5 separate regions of the Homo sapiens genome follow, and regions 1, 2, 4 and 5 are each linked to region 3. A link is a contact called in ENCODE Hi-C or POLR2A ChIA-PET data. All regions are on one chromosome and are shown on one strand. Each heading gives the region's core, a stretch centred on a gene start or an enhancer-like site at or near the end of the contact. The rest is flanking DNA. Distances are from core to core; before and after follow the strand shown.

Region 1 (2,700 bases), core at 148-2,647, 2.5 Mb after region 3:
TCAAACTTCTAATTGCAACAATGGCAGCTTTATTTTTATCTTAATATTTATGTGTTGAGGGTTCCATATAAGATTAGATTTGAATAAAGCACTGTATGCCTTTAAAAAGGTTTGAAAATCACTGGTCTAATAAAAGAACAGTGAAAACTGACAGGCAGCTATATTATAAAAAGAATACTGGATTGAGGGTTCATGATGACTGTTTTATTCTAGTTGTTGAACATGTACAGCCATGTCGAAGGAAAAGTTCTATTTCTCACCTCTCATAAAGGATGGCATTTTAAAGGTGAATTTTAATGTCATTCATCTAATAAATATTTGTTGCATGCAATAAGCACAATGTTATTCATATATTCATAGTAAAGTAATAGGGAGAAAGGAAGTACGGAATATCCTGAGGATATCAGCTGTCATCAGAGATGTAACAAGCTGGGTCTCAGAGCACAAGTTTGCCAATTGATTAAAAAGGAAAAAAAATGAGGCATCGTAGATAGAATCATAGGTCCAGAAGAACAGAATTAGAAATAGCTACCACTGAATGAACATTTCCTCCATGCATAGACTTTTATCCTCACCACACCTATGGAGATAGAAGTTATTATCCCCATGCAGACAGGGGTATGCCAAAATCACAAAACTCGTGAGTGGCAGCGCCACGTTTGAAACTGGGGTTGTCTGATTTCAAAGCCAAGGCTCTGGGTTCACAGAAGTACATGTACTTAAGAGGTGTGAAGCAACATGGGACTACTGGAAGGAGGCGGTGAGCCACGAGGCTGGAAATGCAGGCACCTGCTCTCGCTCACTTGACCATAGAGCAACTTGGGCAAAGAAGGGGTGGGCTGACATTGGAGTATGGAACAAACGCATGATTTCAAATAAGCATGTGTGTATCCATCCCAGTTCTGTCCGCTGAAAAGGCCTAGAAGCAATAACACACCAAGCCCTGTCGAATGGTGGGGTCCGCCAGGACCTCCAGGCTTGCTCCCCGCCCTACCCGCCAGCTTCTCCGCCACATTCCACTGCCGCAGCAGAACCGGTGTCCTTCACCTGCCTGCGTCTTCTGCAGTTCGTTAAGCAGCGCCCTTAGCTCCTGTGACACTTTAGGGAGAAAGCCGCAGCACCGGCGATGTTGGCCGCCATTAACGCCCGGCAAAGCGCCCGGAACTAGAAGCAGCGAAGAACCCGGGTGGGCAGCGACCGTGACAGCCGAGCCGGAAGCGGAGCTGCGGGAGGGGCCTCGACGCTCCTCCATCTTTTATTGGAGCTCACCGCTGCCAGTCGCGCTGCCTGCCCGTCCCACCCTTTTCGTGCAGGCATTCAGCTAAATGACGGGCGGAGCCCGGCGGCGGCTTCCGGTCGGGGGAAAAAAGTTGGGCCGAAGGAGGGGCCGGGAAGACGCAAGAGGAAGAAGAGAAAACGGCCGGGCGGCGGTGGCTGTAGGTTGTGCGGCTGCAGCGGCTCTTCCCTGGGCGGACGATGGACAGCCAGGGCAGGAAGGTGGTGGTGTGCGACAACGGCACCGGGGTAAGGGCCGCGCGAGGAGGCCTTGGCGGCCACAGACGCCGGCGGGGACGAGCAGCTGGCGCACGGGCCCTCGGCCCCCAGGGCTGCACCTCCGGGCCCTCGGGGCGAAGGGGCGCGGGGCGGTGCCTCCCACCTCCGCGGGCGTGGGAGCGAGCCGGCCGTTCCCTGGTCTCCCTTGAGCCTGCCACCCATTTAGCCTGCCACCCCCTCACCCTTCCGGGTGGGGGCGGCGGGCGAGACCGGCACTGGACATGGAGCCTACTGACCGCCCGGCAGGGACCTGCTCCGCGCTAATGCGGGGGCAATTGGGCTAAAGCGGACGGAAGCGTAAAAGGCTCGGTTTGTGTGTTCCGAGAAGGGCTCTTTTCCCCAGGGCCACCGGTTTGTAAAAAGGAGAAAGACCTAGAGGCCTTCCTCTTCCTGTATAGTTGAAGATACACCAAACGAGAAGCAGGAAGCGGGTTTACTTAAAAAAAAAAAAAAAAAAAGGGAAGTGCTGTCATGGAGTGTGGACCTCAGCCCTTTCGCTGTGTTTGTTGGGCTTTTTATTAGTTTTTTCGAGGGAAGGGGTCCAGATCGGCAGCGCATCGTTCACTTTTTGTTTTACATACTAGTATTTGGCCCAGGAGTAGGCCCACGGAGACCAGCATGTTCCATTGAGTGGTTTTGGGTGACCTAGGATCCCGCAAGACTCAAGTGTTAATTCCACTAGCCTTAGGGGAAGTTAATTAGTGTTGATTATCCCACCCCCAGCCCCCTTTTTTCCCTTCGTTTCAGTATACAGGTAATGTTAGCCTTTAAGATTCAAAAATTGTAAAATCTGACTAAAGCACTGATTTAGAAACTATTTGAAAATTGTTTCTGTAATCCCAGCACTTTGGGAGGCCCAGGCGGGCAGATCACCAGAGGTTAGGAGTTCGAGACCAGCCCAGCCAACGTGGTGAAACCCCGGTCTCTACTAAAAATACAAAAATTAGCCGGCCGTGGTGGTGCTTGCCTGTAATCCCAGCTACTTGGGAGGCTGAGGCAGGAGAATCCCTTGAAGCCAGGAAGCGGAGGTTGCAGTGAGCCGAGATTGCGCCACTGCACTCCAGCCTGGGCGACAAGAGTGAAACTCCGTCTCAATTATAAAAAAAAAAAATTGTTTCATTCAGACCTCCCTCTTGCCAGATTAAA
Region 2 (2,700 bases), core at 108-2,607, 2.4 Mb after region 3:
CCCCATCCCTCAAAGGCCTTTGACACTGAAAAGGAATACCAATTCGGTCTCTTCCAATTATTCATTACTTTACATGCATGTAAACTGTAGAGGAAATTTTTAAAGGGCCATTGAGGAGAGCCCAACAAACTCTACCCAAGGGAAGTGAACACCAGTTCCCAGGAAAGGTGCCAGGTGTGTCACATCTGCTGTGGTGACTTCTTGAGTAAGCAAGAAAAAGAAATGCATTAACTTTTCATGACACGTCATGGAACCTCATTCCCTATCTGCAAGCATCCAAGCAGGTAATCCAAAACCTACATACAGATCTATCATAGGTCCCGTTCGTTTCTCTTTCAACTTGACAGCAAGCTTCCTTTAATCTGCGAGTATCAAAAAGACATTTCTTGGCTTTAGTTTTTTTTTTTTCCCTTGACCCACAGAAGACAAAATGACTTAGGTGTCCTCTTTAAAAAAAAAAAAAACAAAATTCTCACAAATGCCCAGGTTTTTATAGGAGGGCAATGGACCCGGCGAGCTCTTAAACAACTCCTCCAAGACACAACTCAAAAAGAGAACTAATAAATGTTCAGTTGCTTCTCACCATCTACTCATTCCCCTCAATCCCACGCAGTCCCGAAAAGCATCCATATTACCTGAAACCTGGCGGGGAGGATGGAAGGAGAGAGAGCCAACAAGCTCAGGATTTACAAGTAAAGCTGGTTTCTACCCCGAAGATCCTGACAGCTCCGCAGAGTGCGGGCGCAGGGTCTGACAGTGCCCTCTAGAAGGGCTCTCCCACCCCATCCCCTCCCCTTAGAGACAAGTCCTCCTTCAAAAGTCACTGCCTCCGAGAGAAGATACCCCTTCACACCGCCCCAGGCCCCTCGGCAGGCTTCCTCAGCACCCGCCCCGCAGTCAGGCCCTCTAACCTGACCCGGTCCAGGCCCGGGCGGCTCACCCCTCCGGCCCGACCCCTCCCCCGCGCGGCCGCCCCTCCGCGTCAGACAATGGGGCCCGACTCCCGGCCGCCAGCCTCTCCTGACCCATCACCCTCGCCTCACCCCAGCCGATGCCCCGACTTCTGCCCCAACCCTCCTCGACCCCTTTAAGATCCCCCAAGCTGGCCCACGGACCCAGCCGACCGGTGCTCTCCTGAACTCACTATTCGGGATTCATGCTGGACATGTCACTGCAGCTGCCGCCGCCGCCACCGCCGCCCTTGCTGCCGCAGCCGCCGCCCTGACTCTCCGCGCCACGGGTAATCGAAAGAAAGGAATGAGATAGGCTGTTCCGGGAGAGCAAACGTCTTCCCCTACTCCGTCCCCTAGAACACAATCAGCAGCCGCCGCCACTCAGCTATCGCTTCCACCCAAAATGGCCGCCGGCGAACCAGGAAATAGGGAAGCCTTAGACCGAGGGGCCTTTACACGGCCCAGAGGGCGGCCGCACCGCCTGGCATGCCGGGAAAGGGAGTCGCGAGCGCGGCTACGCGAGCTGAGGACAGACAGTGCGACGCAAGGCCAGGACTCAGCTTCCCGCCAAGCGCCGCGCCTCTGGGGCATGCGTACCTGAAGGGTTGTCGCCCGCCCCATTCCCCACTCCCTCACCTCCCCACCCTCGGCCCCTCCCTGCTCCCCTCCCCTCTGACTCGCTGGCTAGGACTTCGCTCGGACTCCCCCTGGCGGATTGGCTAAGGCCGAGCTGCCCTAGTGATGTCATCAGTGAGACGTGGCAGCCGGGCGAGTCAGCGCCCCACGGGGGAGGGGGCGGAGAGGGGCGGAGGGTGGTGCCGGCGGCCGACGGAGGCTGGGGGTCGGGGGAGGCAAGGGACCGGGGGGAGTGGTCAAACCGGAGGGACTGCCGGGGGTGCGGGGGCGGGGAGGGGGCCGGGGTACGAGCGTGTCGGCTCCTGCCTCCGTTGCGGCTGTTGCTGACCTGACCAGCTTGAGGCTTGCGCCACCCTGGTGGCGCTGGTTGGGGGCTGGTAGGAGGACGTCCGCTCTAAGAACAGAAGGGAAGTCAAGGGGCTCCCTGGACGGCACGGAGCGGTTCTTCTCGTCACTCACCCATCCCCACCTGGGTTCGGTCATCGTCCATTGTTGGCCCCGCGCACTACCATTTTCTTCTTAGATTTCTTCCCATTCTTACTGTGCCCCGCTCTTAACTCGTCAGCCTGGCTATTGCAGTAGTCTCCAAATGGACTCTACCTCTCTCTCTCCTCTCCGCCCCAGCCCATTTGCACACACAGTCGGATGTATCTTTCTGAGACAGCACCTGCATCGTGACCCCACAACCTTCAATGGCTCCACATCCCATGGATGGGAGGGACACAGCCCAGAGCCAGCCTAAAATCCAATTCCTACCTTCGTCCCGGCCTTCAGGTTGAATTGTAATGTATTATCTTTTAGTTGCTACTAACCCTGAGCCATTCTGCAAGACTGGAAAATAATAAGCAATAAAAATAGGCAATTCATCACTATATAGTGCCTACAATTTCTGGGAGTAATATTAACTCATTTTTAAAAAACCTATGGCCTTAACAGCTCTCTTTAATCAGCTCAGGAATTTAAATCTCCGCTAAACTTTAACACATTATCTTGAGTTATTTAATTACAAAGGGCATAGTGTAATACATTGTCCAAAGTTTATCTTCCAACTTCTAAGAACTAAGAAAATTGTCTCCTGAGACTTACTGCAGAATCACTTTAAATTCCTACA
Region 3 (2,700 bases), core at 97-2,596:
CTTTGTCTTGGCCCCCAATGTCTACAGATGGACTCAATTCTCACCCATCACTGCTCTCTCTTCCTGTCCCTGAAAGAATCCTCCCTAGACCCTAACACCTTTCAAGCTACTTTGTCCATGCACCCTGCTTTCCAACCTTCGTAAGATTGAATGATCCTTGTTTCCAGAACCCATCCCGCTTGCTTTCTTTTTATGTTAGCTTGCCTCTCTTTTTTTTCCAAACTGTCTGCCCATAGCTTGCTGATGCGCCTACTTCTCTGATTATTCCTTCTCGGTCTCTTTCCCATTTTACTCTGTTTATTCCTTAGATGCTAGGATTCCCCTGAAGTTTCATTCTTTGTCCTCTTTCTCCACACCAGGGGTCTGTGAACCACCTAAAACTGAAAACAATTTTTTGTGTTTTGAGACAGAACACTTTTTCCCCCTTGAGAAAGTATCTGTAGCTTTCATATTCTCAAAAGGGCCCTTGGCTCTTTTAACAAGATTGAGTGTCCCTGCCCTCACTCTGCCTCCTCCTTTTTGCCTTTGACCACCCTTTTTATATGCTAGCTGTTCCCAAATCCATCTACAGTTCTCACTAGGGGCAAAAGAGTCCGACAGCGAAGAGGAAACCAAGATTCAAAGAAATGTTGAAGACTCCGAACAATAAGAAATTGTACTGTACACATTTTGTGTCTAGCTCAGCTGATTCAATCCCACTGAAGACCAGTTGACTCTATGTTGGGCGGGGAGCGGCCGGGGTGTCGGGGGGTGCCTGACAGGGTCATTACTTCAGGTTGTCAGGTAAGATCCCAGGAGGAACTGGTGAAATAAAGGCTATGCGCAAAAACCCTAGTTGCCAGTGGCGGAGGAGAGGGCGCGCCCAGGTCCTGGCGGAGATGAGAACAGGAGAGAAACCCACAGGCAGCTGCACTGCCCACAGCTGCAGCGAAGCCAATCTCTAGGTCTGCAATCACCCTTAGGGGCCAGAAACCCAGCCCCGCACCAGCGGCGCCTTTGACGGACAGCCACCTTCTGCAATCACCTTGCAGTTCACTATAAACACTCCCTATTCCTCCCGCCTATCGCTTCCCTCTCCAAGCCAATCAGAAGAACGGGCGGGATCGTCCTTAGTCGGTTCCTTCTTTTTTTTTTTAAAAAAAAGGTAGCCTGTGCGTCGCATTCCGGCTTCGGGGAAAAACCACCTCCCGAGCAAGGGCAAGGCGGAGCCCCTGTGATGGGCAGGCAGTTCTACCAATGAGGTGCCCCAGCCGCTGTAAGACCCGGCCGCCGAGGTGGGCGGGGCACGCGCGGGGCCTGGCCAATGGCGGCGGGGCGGTGGAGGTTGAGCTGCCGTGGGTAGGGTTAGTGTGAGAGGTGCGGCGGGGGAGGTAATGATGATGGTGGCGGAGGAGAAAGGCGGGGGAGGGGGTGCTGGGCGCTGAGCGGTGGCTCTGGCAGGGCTTGGTAGGGTGGGGGACGGTCGCGGGGCGATCTGTCAGGGAGGGGGTGGGCGTGAGGGGCGCCGTCCGCCTGAGGGGCTGCAGATCCCGGCTACCGCGAGCGCCGTGGCTGGCTTGGCTGTTCCATGTGGCTCCGGCGGGGATGGAGGACTCGGTGGCGGCGGCGGCTGCTGCTGCGGCGGCGACGGAGGAGCGGCTATGAGAAGGGAACGGGGCCAGACTCAGCCCGACAGCGGGATTAGAGGTGTGAGGAGGGGGCGGGAGTGGACGAGCGGCGGGGCCGGGGCTCGGGGTCCGGGCTGGGGTCTTCTGGTATCGCCTGGGTGACAGGGACCGCGGACGAGCCACCGCCTGTCTCCGCTGGGGGGCAGGGGTCTGGGCTCCGTGCGTGAGGAGACTGGGCTCCGGCGGACTGTTTCCCTGAGGATGGGGGAGGGAGGCACCGCACCCTGCACAGTCCACTTGCCCCGCTGGTCATTGCTTCACCCCCAGGCAGGAGTTTCCATTTCCCTCCGGTTGGCAGCGAAGGAGCCCAAGTGGCCTGGAGCCGGGACATTGCCCTCTCTCTGCCTGGAGATTTCCCTCCACTCCTCGTTCCCCATCCATTTCCTCCCTCCGACTGAAAAATAGCATTCCTCCTGGCTCCCTAATTTGTTCCAAGCACATATTGTCGGACTTGAGGCTATTAATTATCGACTGAAAAACAAAGTTTATTAAAAAATACTCCACTTCTCCCTCTTTCTGGCGGTGGACATTAAACAGCATCCCTAGACTTTCCCGCTCTGCTCGCCCTTCAGTGATGCTAACAGGGGGAGGTAGGGCCCCGAGTTACCGTCTCTCTGGATTGTTGTTGGTGCTGACTACCTGATGTGTCGCTCCACGTCTTCGGTGTGAATTGTAATTTCTTCCTTGGTGTCTTGCATCCTTGATGTTACTGGCTTTTGAGGTCAGTGTTTTGTTTCATTGTTTAAAAGACATGCAGAGAACTGGGATGGTCTTTTGCAGCGTTATTTAACATGGGTGGTTAGTCATTTCTCATGATTCTCTCCTCATATTCTTTCTCTTTTTGTCTTTGTTTTGCTTTTCAGCCCTCCAGAATACCCATCATATAGCCCCTGAGGTGGCATGGTGATGTCTCCATGAGGGAACCCCTTCCCACTCATCCTGTCACGTATATCATAGTGTTCTTGACTGGGCCATTCATCTAAGATGGGATTTACCCTGTGAAACAGGGAGAAGACTTATGGACCCCAAGCAT
Region 4 (2,700 bases), core at 78-2,577, 2.0 Mb after region 3:
GCCAGGTTAGAAACGTCCCCCAAGGTCACACAGCCAGTGAGGGATGGTGGTAAGATTCAAACTCTGGCAGCATGGCTCCCTTGTGCTATGAGGTCTTTCAATAATTCAGTCTTACACTCATAAAAAAGGTCACATGATAAAATTTACTAAACAATTCAAAAAGGTTTTGTGTAAGTCTTCCTGAAACACTCTGGAAGGTTTTGGGGCTTATGACAAGCATTTCTTTAAGACAGCATTTACATTTAAGTCACTTTTCATCTTTACTACTTTGGGCTGATCATAAACACATTTCTGCTCTTTAAAAAGAAATATTTCTGTAGCAACTTGGCAGATTTCGGTACAGGAACAGTCTATTCTTTAAAATTAAATTTAGTAACAACTTATTCTGGTTACTCTGAAAGAGAAGGAGAGAATGAACTATTAAGAGGCCTTTCCTGTACTTTAATGTTTCAAAACATGTTTGGTTTGGCCTCATTTGAATCTTGTGGACAACTAGCCCAGAACTTGACTCAAAAAGAGTAATACCATTTTAAAACAGCTGAATTCTAAAAAGCAACCTCAGAAGCCAACTCTGAGCAACTATTTCTCATAATTTTTACTTTTATTTCAAACAAAATATGAAAGATGCATATGGCAACATCCTCATAAAGCATATATAGACAGGTATTTGTACTTCTGAGCTATGGACAACCAAGAAACCAAATCAAAATTTTACAAAATTCTGTAGTATGACATTGCTGAACAAGCAATGAAGTACACAAAAGATGGATATCAAAAGAGAAATAATCCATATTTCTCTCATATCCTTAACATGCTCCATTGTGTCCAGTGACTGAGAAATTTAAAACTCTGTGTTGTAATGCCTCCCTGTAACAGAGGTGAGCTAAAGATGAAGTGTCAAGCTGGATTTCCATCTTACCTTGCTTTCCCCCAACAGGTTCAAAGACTTCATAACCTTTGATACGGACTTGATATTTTTTCAATAGGGAACCCATAAAACTATTTTCAAATAAAAACACTAAGCAATGCCACTAGACAATCTGTCTTTCTCTGCTTTATCGCTGCCCTATCGCCACGCATTAAAATTAAAAATACCTTTCTGCCTTGCCTTTATTGAATAAAAGTTTAACTTTGAATTAGAAGAAAACGTACCCATCGTCCCTTTTACACTTTTTGCAGGTGATAGAATCTATCAGATCACATTGGTGGCTATCACTGCTCTCTAAGCATCCTAAAGACAGAAAGCATGCCATTACCAAATGTTTTATAAGCGTTATAATGCCCCGATGGTGGAAGTCTGGCAATACCTAGATATACAGCAAGGCTGGTGAATAAGGAGCTGAGGGGCGGAGGAAGCGGGAGCGAGGGAGGGAGGAAAGGAGGGAGTCGCCACCTTAAATCCACGCCGGACCGGGAACCTGCAGCCCACAACCTGATCCCTGCCCTCCCCAACAGTGGACCGGCCACCACATTTTTTCAGATCCTCCTCACCCAACCCAGCACAGCACTCACCCTTCTGCGAAGAAGTCGGCACCCAGTCCAGCTCCGAGACGGGTCGGGGTGGCAGCGAGGGAGGGGGCGTCTGGGCTGTGGGCGGGGGGTGTCTGTGCGTCACTCGAGTACAGGACGGTGAGTTCGAGGGGTGGGAGCGCAGAGGAGCGGGGAAATCAAGTCACGGCCGAAAAGGGAGAAGGAGAAACGGAGGGGTGGGGTGATGGAGCGCCCCCTCCCTAAAATAAACCCACCGGCCCCTACGATCTCTGCCCCAGAGAGGGAAAATAAAATCAGGGGAAATAATAGACCAACCAATAAATCTCTAAAACGACGAGGAGCGAGGAACAGACTTTAATTTAAAGGGGGGAAAATTGAGCGAGGGCTGGAGGGGAGACAGAGGGAAGCGGCTCTGGGTCTATCCCATGCCTTTGCAGTCCCCAGGCAGAGGAGGAGGCTGGCTGAGGGGAAGTTGCAGCGGCTCCCGAGGAGGAGGAGGAGAAGGAGGAGGAGGATGTTACACCGTAACAAGTACAGACAGACAGCCATGGATCAGAGGGGCGCTGCAAGCAGGAGCAGGGGCGGCCGCGGCGGGGCGAGCGGCGGCGGGCGGCAGCACCGCCTGCTCGGCTCGCTCAAGACATTTAATTGGATTGATGGGTTGTGCAGTGACTCACAGACTTTACAGAGTCGTACAGCAATCCCCGCCCAGCTGGACAGGGGTGATGCGGCGGGGACGGGCGGGGTAAGGGGGCCGAGAAAGAGGTGAGCTAGGAGGCGGCGACGAGAGGGTGAGGAGCTGAGGGGGCGGAGCGGAGCGGAGCTACCCAATGGTGAGGCCCATCGTTCCGACGGGCGTGGGCCTCGACCTATGGCGGCGCGGCTCGTTAAGCGGCTGGCTGCACCCCTGGCCCAATGAGTCTTCTAAGGACACTGCCGCGAGCGGGGCGGGGGCAGTGGAGTGGGGGGTGGGGAGAGGTGGGTGGACGTTCAAGTGTGGGGTGGAGGGAAGGAGGAGGCGCCGGAGACCCGCGGAGTCACTCGGCCCTCCTCGCTCCAGAAGTGCGCCTTCTGCCAATCCGAGCGCCTCGCGGGAGTGATGGACGCGAGCGTGTGGCCAATGGGGAGGAGAGGGCTTCCGCAGCCGGCCAGAGGGGAAGGAGCGGGCGGGCCCGGCCTCCTCCTCTCCACCAGCTCCTCTCCGGGCCA
Region 5 (2,700 bases), core at 8-2,507, 2.7 Mb after region 3:
CTCACGCGCCGCGGGGCCCCTCGGGCGGCTCCAGCACGCCGGCCCGCGCGGGGACCCTGGCGCACCAGACCCCCGCGCAGCCCGCGCCTGTCCTCCTCTCGCTCCGCCGTGTTTTTTATGAATGAAAATGTGGTATGCAAATGAGAGCGATTCAAGAAAACGAAATGGCGGAGCCTAGGCCCCAGTGGGCTCCGGAGCGGACTGCAGGGCTCGCGGGGCGGCGGGAGTCACAAAGTCACTGTGCAAAAACCCACCAGCCCCGGGAAGCCGGAGTGGGGGTGTCAGGTCTTCCGCTCTAGCCGCCGAGGATTTCGGGGGCGGGGGAGCTGTAAGTCCTCCGAGAGGGAGCGGAGACCGCCGGGAGGTCACCCGCACGCCCTTGGCCCCCGGAGCTGCCACCAGCCCGCCGACCCTAGGCGTGCGCCCGCCAGCCCGCAGCAGTTTTTGCCCTCTCCTCACTTCAACAAGCAGGGAAGCCTCGCGTCCCAACGCCGAAAGGTCAGCGAGTCGCTGCACCCCACGCCAAGTTCACCCAATAAGCGTCCCCGCCCGCATCCTCAGCCCCGGCCCCCACGCTGCCCCTGAGGGGCACCCTCGTCCCACCCCGCGACCAAACTTACTCGTCTGGGTGTGTTTCTTCGGTCATTTTCTTGTTCACCTAGACGCCTGTCCCGCGGCGGGCAGCTTTGCTCCCTTCATCTTCCTGTCCGCTCGCCCCCCTTCTTCACATCTCCGGAGATCGCCTGATTTGGGGAGGGGGGGCGGCTAGAGATGAAGAGGGCGCCGCAGCAGAAGGGGAAGCAGGGCGCGGGATAGGGTTTGGGGGAAGGGGTGCAAAGGCAGGCTGCGCGGGGAGTGAACGCCGCAGCGCCGTGGGGAGAGGCGGGCGGAGGCTCCGGGGGCTCGGGAGCGGGCAGAGGGGGCGAGATTTGGGAAGGGGACGGCGGTGGGGGAGAGCAGGAGAAAAACAAGCGCGCCTCGGAGCGGCAGGGACTGCTGCGAGGAGGAGGAGAGCGCCGGCCGCGGGTGGGGGGGCTCAGTCCGGGGTCGCCCCCGGGGGGCCGGGCCAATCACGGTTCCGGGGAGCGGTCGGCGGCCGGGGGAGGTGCGCCTGGGAGGCGGTGCAGGGCGCCCCGTCCGAGCCCCATCTCTCGACTCCACCGATTTACTCCATATTGGATTCTCACCGCCGCCAACAGGAGGAGGAAGTAGGGCGGAAGCGATGACGTCTTCCCAGCGGCCAGAGGTGGTGGAGTGCAAAAAGCTTCCTACTTGCGACCGAAAAAAAGGGAGAAGAAAAAAAAAAAAACTTTGTCCCGCCTACTGAGCACGCCCCGCTTCCTCTCCCCCTCCCTCCTGGCTTCCACTCCCGGGGGAGCCGCGGAGCCGAGTTGTTTGCTTGCGCCGCGACCGTCTGGCTCCGAATCCTCCTTGATTAGGGCTCCGGGTTTTAGGAAGCCCGAGAGGAGGGAGGAGGCGGGAGCGGAGGACTCGTACACATCTGGCTCCCGTTTTTGCCCCCTCCCTCCTTCCAAACACCAAGATTAAAAATCGGGGGGTTGGGCGGGGGCAGAGATGGGAAACTCAAGGGAGGGGAGGGAGTAAAACAGCTGAAGAGGTGCTCAGGCTCAGAGGCACAACTACCCCCACCGCGGGGTGGGAAGGTAGGGGCGGCGCAGGTGCCAGGGGCTGGCTTCTCCAGCCCAACCCAACCAGAGAGGGGAGGGGGTTCGACTTTGCCAAGGTTCTGAAAGGCAGAGGCTTTTCCGTTTCACGTGAATCTTGTGATTTTTTTTCTTTTTTGTCTCAATAGAGGAATGGATTTTTGTTTTGTTTTGTTTTGAGATGGAGTCTCGCTCTGTCCTCAGGCTGGAGTGCAGTGGCGCGATCTAGGCTCACTGCAACCTCCACCTCCTGGGTTCAAGTGATTCTCCTGCCTCAGCCTCCCGAGTAGCTGCGACTACAGGCGCGCGCCACCACGCCCAGCTAATTTTTGTATTTTTAGTAGGGAGGGGGTTTCATCATGTTGGCCAGGATGGTCTCGATTTCTTGACCTCGTGATCCGCCTGCCTCGGCATCCCAAAGTGCTGGGATTATAGGCATGGGCCACCGCACCCGGCCAAGGAACGGATGTTTTTAAGAATCATTACTCATGCAAAGAAAAAGGTCAACCCAGCACAGCCCAGAAACGTTTGCATTTCCGTAGAAATTATGGAATTTCTCGCGTTAAGAAGCAGCCCCGGCCGGGCGCGGTGGCACACGCCTGTAATCCCAGCACTTTGGAAGGCCGAGGCGGGCAGATCACCTGAGGTCGGGAGTTCGAGACCAGCCTGACCAACATGGTGAAACATCGTCTGTACTAAAAATACAGAATTAGCCGGGCGTGGTGGCGCGTGCCTGTAATCCCAGCTACTCGGGAGCTGAGGCAGGAGAATCGCTTGACCCCAGGAGGTGAAGGTGGCGGTGAGCCAAGATTGTGCCACTGCACCCCAGCCTGGGCAACAAGAGCAAAACTCCATCTCAAAAAAAAAAAAAAAGAAGAAGAAAGAAAGAAAGAAAAAGAAACAAGAGACATAGTCCCTATCCCTTGCTGCTCTCCAAACACAGTAGACTTTTCCATCCTCTTGAATGTCCATGGGACAATCCAGATACGATGTTAACTAAATAGCAACCACTGAACAGGTTAAGAGATTAAATATT

The links. Hi-C counts contacts between places; a loop is a spot of excess contacts on that map. ChIA-PET counts read pairs that join two places held with the same protein, here RNA polymerase II (POLR2A). Pooled maps may share reads with other maps.
Region 1: a map of CD4-positive, alpha-beta memory T cell shows a loop between it and region 3 (14-fold over the local background). The contact joins the promoter of ACTR2 here to the promoter of EHBP1 in region 3. A Hi-C loop is called at or near these places in 1 of 168 maps with a recorded cell type or tissue (CD4-positive, alpha-beta memory T cell) and 11 of 50 pooled maps. POLR2A ChIA-PET finds 5 or more read pairs at or near these places in 1 of 52 experiments (T-cell).
Region 2: a map of naive thymus-derived CD4-positive, alpha-beta T cell shows a loop between it and region 3 (25-fold over the local background). The contact joins the promoter of RAB1A here to the promoter of EHBP1 in region 3. A Hi-C loop is called at or near these places in 1 of 168 maps with a recorded cell type or tissue (naive thymus-derived CD4-positive, alpha-beta T cell) and 9 of 50 pooled maps. POLR2A ChIA-PET finds 5 or more read pairs at or near these places in 1 of 52 experiments (CD4-positive, alpha-beta T cell).
Region 4: a loop to region 3 is called in a map of CD8-positive, alpha-beta T cell, with 9 times the contacts of the local background. The contact joins the enhancer-like site here to the promoter of EHBP1 in region 3. A Hi-C loop is called at or near these places in 2 of 168 maps with a recorded cell type or tissue (CD8-positive, alpha-beta T cell and naive thymus-derived CD4-positive, alpha-beta T cell) and 6 of 50 pooled maps.
Region 5: a loop to region 3 is called in a map of B cell, with 19 times the contacts of the local background. The contact joins the promoter of SPRED2 here to the promoter of EHBP1 in region 3. A Hi-C loop is called at or near these places in 3 of 168 maps with a recorded cell type or tissue (B cell and CD8-positive, alpha-beta T cell) and 11 of 50 pooled maps.

Annotation. Positions count from the first base shown.
Region 1 is chr2:65,226,434-65,229,133 of GRCh38, forward strand. ACTR2 (actin related protein 2) reads left to right here and starts at 1,398. Exons shown (of 9, transcript NM_005722.4): 1 at 1,398-1,524. The coding sequence starts at 1,477. LOC124907779 (a long non-coding RNA gene) reads right to left here and starts at 1,166. Exons shown (of 2, transcript XR_007086461.1): 1 at 1,048-1,166. RefSeq lists enhancers at 389-1,278, 1,279-2,167, 2,240-2,329 and a silencer at 1,550-1,739.
Region 2 is chr2:65,128,749-65,131,448 of GRCh38, forward strand. It overlaps RAB1A (RAB1A, member RAS oncogene family), which reads right to left and starts at 1,358. Exons shown (of 6, transcript NM_004161.5): 1 at 1,145-1,358. The coding sequence starts at 1,167. RefSeq lists enhancers at 626-1,140, 1,137-1,396, 1,141-1,654 and silencers at 957-1,006, 1,507-1,856.
Region 3 is chr2:62,704,367-62,707,066 of GRCh38, forward strand. It overlaps EHBP1 (EH domain binding protein 1), which reads left to right and starts at 1,347. Exons shown (of 23, transcript NM_001142616.3): 1 at 1,347-1,686; 2 at 2,531-2,700. RefSeq lists an enhancer at 1,054-1,193 and silencers at 1,224-1,483, 1,604-1,683.
Region 4 is chr2:64,748,769-64,751,468 of GRCh38, forward strand. No RefSeq gene overlaps it. Among named protein-coding and RNA genes, the nearest start is that of SERTAD2, 96 kb to the left of the region's middle. RefSeq lists silencers at 1,554-1,623, 1,955-2,700. Within about 2 kb of position 1,328, at least 36 of the 41 ENCODE cell types and tissues checked have a DNase peak (open chromatin) inside an H3K27ac peak, as active enhancers do; they include CD8-positive, alpha-beta T cell, where a contact is called at or near this core.
Region 5 is chr2:65,431,342-65,434,041 of GRCh38, forward strand. SPRED2 (sprouty related EVH1 domain containing 2) reads right to left here and starts at 1,258. Exons shown (of 6, transcript NM_181784.3): 1 at 621-1,258. The coding sequence starts at 646. RefSeq lists silencers at 1-110, 141-190, 961-1,160.